Linked DNA regions of Homo sapiens: region 2 is linked to region 1. A link is a loop called in an ENCODE intact Hi-C map of the cell type or tissue named here. Cell type or tissue: mammary epithelial cell. All regions are shown on one strand. Links, peaks and the distances in the headings refer to the core of each region. The heading gives the core; the rest is flanking DNA.

Evidence for each region. A loop is a pair of places that touch in the nucleus more often than their neighbours do. Peaks named below come from ENCODE experiments on the same cell type or tissue, not always from the same donor. Only the 100,000 strongest peaks of a DNase experiment are listed, where the experiment ranks them.
Region 2: it touches region 1 in a loop (19-fold over the local background); 5 of 110 quality-filtered maps call a loop at or near these places.

Annotation. Positions count from the first base shown.
Region 1 is chr17:37,046,408-37,049,316 of GRCh38, forward strand. All of the region lies in intron 11 of AATF (apoptosis antagonizing transcription factor), which reads left to right. The region is part of intron 1 of LOC105371753 (a long non-coding RNA gene); the gene reads right to left. Among named protein-coding and RNA genes, the nearest start is that of MIR2909, 14 kb to the left of the region's middle. RefSeq lists an enhancer at 1,691-2,191. In mammary epithelial cell, for the core only: a CTCF peak has its summit at 1,436 (motif pointing left); a DNase peak (open chromatin) is centred at 1,404.
Region 2 is chr17:36,849,010-36,851,918 of GRCh38, forward strand. No RefSeq gene overlaps it. Among named protein-coding and RNA genes, the nearest start is that of LHX1-DT, 86 kb to the right of the region's middle. RefSeq lists an enhancer at 788-1,987. In mammary epithelial cell, for the core only: a CTCF peak has its summit at 1,249 (motif pointing right); DNase peaks (open chromatin) are centred at 1,032 and 1,912; H3K27ac peaks cover 595 bases.

The sequences.
Region 1 (2,909 bases), core at 215-2,714:
GCTCCTTGAACGCTCGGGGGGAGACTTCCGGGTAGGGCAGCTGGCCAGCAGCTGGAAGGGCTTGCTCCCCAGGCCCCAGCGGTTCCTCTGTGTCCCCTGACTCGCATTGCAGAGCTGGCACTTTGCATTTGCTCACTTACTAGTTACTTCTTGTGCGTTTTGATTGGTACCCGATTTCTAAGCAAAAGAAATCCTCCAACTTATTACCAGAAGTAATAGCAGAGTGCCTTGCCAAAACTCTATGGGTTGACATTGAATACCCTCACTAATTCCTGCGTGTTGAAGTTAAGCTAGAGCTGAGCGATGCATCCTGTGCTCCCCCAACACACACACACACACACACACACACACACACACACACACGCATGCACACACGCCCTGGGTTGTTGGGCAGCATCCTGATACGGATACAAATGTAACTGGAATGTCAGTCTCACCTTCTGTGCGGCTGGGGGAAGTGATTCACGTCTAAGCAGTGAAGCATCCCCTAGCTTTTAACAGGAGCTGTTAGAGGGGCTGCTGTTTGAACAAGGAGCTTCATCTTCCTGAAGCCAGCAGTCACAAAACCGTAAACACAACACTGGCCAACTCTATTGCGGGGACCGTGGTGGCTTGACGTTAATATTAAACATCTCCAGCAAGGCAGAGAGCTCTGCATCCCAGGTCCGGAATAAAAATAAATAAAAATAAAGAGAAACCCTGCTAAAAGCAGTGTGATGATTTGTCGTCTTTCCTTTGTGAGGCCATTTGTCTTCTCTCACATCAAATCTGTTATAAAACAGTCAAACTGTGAAAGTGGACATCATCCCGGGAATATGGAATATTAATGCGTGGAAGGAGCGGCGCCCCTTTTGTCTGAAGAGTGGCTCCTCCCCCACCCCTCTGCTTTTTTGCAAGTCCGCTAAGGTAAATTATTTTTCTTTAAAATCATGTGGAAGATTTGAAGCTAGTAGTAGGGATGGTGGAAGTTTTGAGTATTTTTCTTCCTTTGTTAAAGTGCAGGGGATTTGTGACTGGCTTGAGTAAGGAGGAAGCACAAGTGAGAAGAAAACCTGTCCACGTGCAGTCCCCTTCTCGCCCCCATCCCTCTCCCCTCTCCTCCCTGTTCCCCAGCCTCTCAGTTCCTTTGTTTGGGGCCTGAACCTGCTTCTTGGAACATTTATAAATCTTGAGTCTGTCTGATCTTTAGGGGACAGGCCAGAGGCCGTGTGTCACCATGTGTAATTTAGAGCTGTAGGGCTAAAAGCTTTTCCAGAGGTTTGAAGGACCTAGTTCTGACCTGACCAAAAGAACGAATTGGAACAGACCTTCTAGAGTCTCCTTCAAGCACTGGGGAGGATGGTGATGAGAGCAGACACACGGGGTAATTTATGGGCTCCGCTGACTGGTGGCTGGGTCCACTTGGAAACGAGTCGTGTACTGCCACCTTGTGGCAGATTCGGGCGGCTGCGGTTTTGTTGTTTTGGAACCTTGTGAAGAGTTTCAGCTAGTGTCGGATTGGACATGATTTGCCTTGTATCTAGATTTAGGTAATTAGTGATAGATAAGGGGTGTCTCTGAGTCATTCTTATTTTGCTAAGTTGATCCTGTTAAGAAATAAGTCTTAGCTGAAAGAAGACTGCTTTCTTTCCCCTTTACCTCCTTTCTTCTGCTTTGTGGTTTTTTTATGGGGGTTTTTGTTGTTGTTCAGTTTTGGTTTGTTTTTTGGTATGGAATTATGATGAGATTTCAGGAGAGAAGCCTGTGATCCTCCTTGGGTTGTTGGGGGATGTTAAGAGGAGAGTGAGGGAGAGTAAGTACCGACTTTTTGGCCGTATTCAGAAATCCTAAGTTTTCTACTATAGTGATTTTTGTGTCATTCTGACTAAATACTAACTCCTTATCAGCACTGTGTCTTTTTACTTGGATTACTTTCCCAGCAATCCAGCCTTCTTGGGGAGCTAAGTTTTTCTTTTCTTTTTTTTTTTTTTTTTTTTTTTTTTAGATGGAGTCTCACTCTTTTGCCCAGGCTGGAGTGCAATGGCACAATCTCGGCTCACTGCAACCTCCGCCTCCCAGGTTCAAGTGATTTTCCCGGCTCAGCCTCCCAAGTACCTGGGATTACAGGCACACACCACCACGCCCAGCTATTTTTTGTATTTTTAGTAGAGACGAGGTTTCTCCATGTTGGCCATGCTGGTCTCAAACCCCTAACCTCAGGTGATCCGCCCACCTTGGCCTCCCAAAGTTCTGGGATTACAGGTGTGAGCCACTGCGCCCAGCCTTGAGGAGCTAAGTTCTAATGCATGTCACCTGTGTCTGAGCCCATTCCCGTGACATACATAGGGCTGCCCCTACCACACAGCCCCAAAGAGCACAGGGCGATTGCCTGCCATTTGGATCAGTATGTTTCTCCTTTTAGGTCATAGAGACACTTCTCAAATATCTTTCTCTCATTTGTAAAGTCACTGATACCGAGTAGGATGAATTTGGGTCGGGGAAAGCAAAGGAATGATGAAAGGAGGGTGCCATTTAGTCCCTCGTGTTGGTTGGGAGCAACTGTAATGCATGCACACAGGTCCTCAGCATGTTGCTCTGTCTCATTCCATTTCTCATGATCATAGATGACGATGCCATTTATGCAATGCGGACTTTGCTTAGTGCTGTAAAAACAGTATGTTTAAGGAAGATATTGTCACCATCTTACTGATGAGGAAGCTAAGATTCAGGGGGCTAAGTAATTTACCTAAGGTCCTAGACCCAGTAAGGACCTGAGCCAGTCAGAACCAACTCTGACAGCACCTTCCAGCCCCTCTGCATTTGTGATACCATGCTCTATGCCATATAAAAGCATTCGCCTTGTTCTATTTAACTATTCAAGATTTCTATTAAGCTGGTTTCTCTAAGTATATAAGAAAAGAAAGCTGCTG
Region 2 (2,909 bases), core at 253-2,752, 200 kb before region 1:
TTGGCCAGCCAGGTCTCGAACTCCTGACCTCAAGTGATCCTCCTGTCTTGGCCTCCCAAAATGCTGAGATTATAGACATGAGCCACTGTGCCCGGCCCACCCACTGATTTTTAAATGCTTTCAACATGGGGAGGTGAGAGTTTAGATCAGAGATCAGCAAACTTTTTCTGCAAAGAGCCAGGGTAGGCCGGGCACAGTGGCTCACGCCTGTAATCCCAACACTTTGGGAGGCAAGGCGGCTGAATCACCTGAGGTCAGGAGTTCAAGACCAGCCTGGCAAATATGGCGAAACCCCGTCTCTGCTGAAAATACCAAAACTAGCCAGGTGTGGTGGTATGCACCTGTAATCCCAGCTACTCGGGGGACTGAGATAGGAGAATCGCTTGAACCTGGCAGGTGGAGGTTGCAGTGAGTCAAGATTGTGCCACTGCACTCCAGCCTGGGCGACAGAGTGAGACTCCATTAAAAAAAAAAAACAACAAAAAAAACAGAGAGCCAGGGTAGTAAATATTTTAGGATTGATGGGCCATAAACTCTTTGTCTCAACTACTCAACTCTGCTGTGGTTGTTCAAAAACAGCCAAAGACGTAACATAAATGAGTAGGCGTGGCTGTGCTCCATAAATGCTTTATTTATGGATGCTGAAATCTGAATTTCATATAAGTGTCACATGTCACAACATTTCTCCTGTTGATTTTTTTCAACCTTTAAAAAAGTCATCCTTCATTCGTGGCCATATACAAACAGGGGCAGGCCACCTGGAGTAGGCCAATGGGCCATCATTTGCAGATTCCTGGATTAGGTGAAGTTCCCAATTCCAAGCTTGCAGCCCAGATCTGCTCTCCCCCGTCCCCTCCACCCCACTCACTCCTGAGGTTACCAGGGACCTGGGCCACACCAGCTGCCCCTCGATAAGATAAAGGTATGTGTGTGAAGGGACAGGAACAAGTGAGCGGAAATCCTGATCCCTCCAGGGATGGGGGCGGGAGCGTGAAGGCTGTGAATTTGAGAGACGTGCTGATGAGTAATGTGGTTTCACTTCAGGTCATTTCCTGAAAGTCAGATCCACTTTGCACGTGAGGACAAGAGTGGGAGCTTCCGAATTCACTCTCGGGGCCTCCAAATTAAAAGCCAAATAGGATGTAGCTTTTGCCTGGGCTGCATCTTCATCTGTCAAGAGCAGTTATCTTCAGTGTGCCACTGGGGCCTGCTACTGTCTGTCATTCACCCCCACCCAGTGCCTGTGGGGGCATGCACACCCCAGCAGGGGGAGGTATCCAGTAACGGGTCCAGATACCACTGGTTATTCCAACAAGGAGGGAGGTGAGATTAGGGGCCCCTGAGGGAGGACTTACCCAGCCAGGTCTTTAGAGGAACCTGCCACCTCTGGCCCAAACTTCTAGCCAGTCTTGCCACTTAGGGCCTAGGCTAGACTCTTGGAGGTTCTCTCTGGAAAAGGGTTGGGAATGCTCTACAAAGGCCCAGTTATCTAGAGAGGAAGGAAAATAGCAGAGTCTGATGCTCAGAAACTGCCAGCTTCCGGCCTTGCACCGTGGCTCACATCTGTAATCCCAGCACTCTGGGAGGCCCAGGCGGGAGGATTGCTTGAAGCCAGGAGTTTGAGACCAGCCTGGGCAATATAATGAGACCCCGTCTCTATAAGAAACATAAAAAATTAGCCAACGTGGTGGTGCATGCCTGTAGTCCCTGCTACTCAGGAGGCTAAAGCAGGAGGATCACTTGAGCCCAGGAGGTCAAGGCTGCAGTAAGCTAAGATTGCACCACTGCACTCCATTCCAGGCTAGAGTGAGACTCCATCTCTAAAGAAAAAACAAAAAAAAAACATGCAACAAAACTGCCAGCCCCAGCCCCTGCGGGGAGAGATGGGAAAGAAGGCAGGAAGACGGATGGTGACTCAGAGAAGACCCAGAAAGGAAGGGCCTCTGAGTCACATACTCAGATTCCTAATCTCAGCCCAGACCTTGACTTGCTGTGTGACCTTGGGCCAATTGCTTTGTCTCTCTGAGTTTAAATGTCCTCAACATGGAGAGTCTTACCAGCTTTGGCCCATCTCAAGCCTGTACAGTTTAAGGCCCACAGGAAGCCCAAGAGAGCATCTCGTAGGCCCCGAATGTCATTCCTGTGCAAGACTGAAAGTCAGTGTGTCCCGGAAGACAGCCTGGACGCAGTGTGTTCTGCAGTAGGACCACTGAACTCATGACACCCTGTTCTTTCCTTGCTCTCCCCCGCAGCAGCAGTCTGGGGGCCTAGAAGCTGAGCTGACCTGTTTCTTTGTCCTCCTTGCCCCCAAAAACTCCATAGGAAAAGACACTCTTTGTAATCAGAAGACTTAGGTTAAGACTCAGCTCATCACCAGTCACGTGATCGCTGGCAAATGACCTCTCTGAACTTCGGGATTCTCATCTATAAAATGAGTCTAACAACATCTCATTGGGCTGTGGTGACAAGTTGTCTTAGGAATGTGAAATTGCTTTGTAAACATAACGGGCCACACCTGATATATATTTACATTTTTCCCGCTACTCACAGCCAGTCACAGTCGTCTCACTATGTTCTAATGCCATCCTAGCCATGGTGCAGAGATAGAACCAGAGTGGACAAGGACTCTGTTGACACCCTGCCCCATCCCCACCCCCTGATTTGTCAATGGTGGAAGCTGCAATGCTGGACTCCTAGACTTGATTTATTGGAGAATGGGGCTTTCATTCCCATTTGCTTCAACCAGCCCCGGCTGGGTCCCCACACCCTGGGTGGCTGAGCCAGGCTGGGATGTGACCTCCTAGCCATGCTCTCTGGGCCCTATGGCCCTGGTCTATCACCTCTGCTCCCACCCAAATAATCCAAGGCCTTGAACCTGGCCTCCCTGCCTTGCTGTCTGAGAATCAATG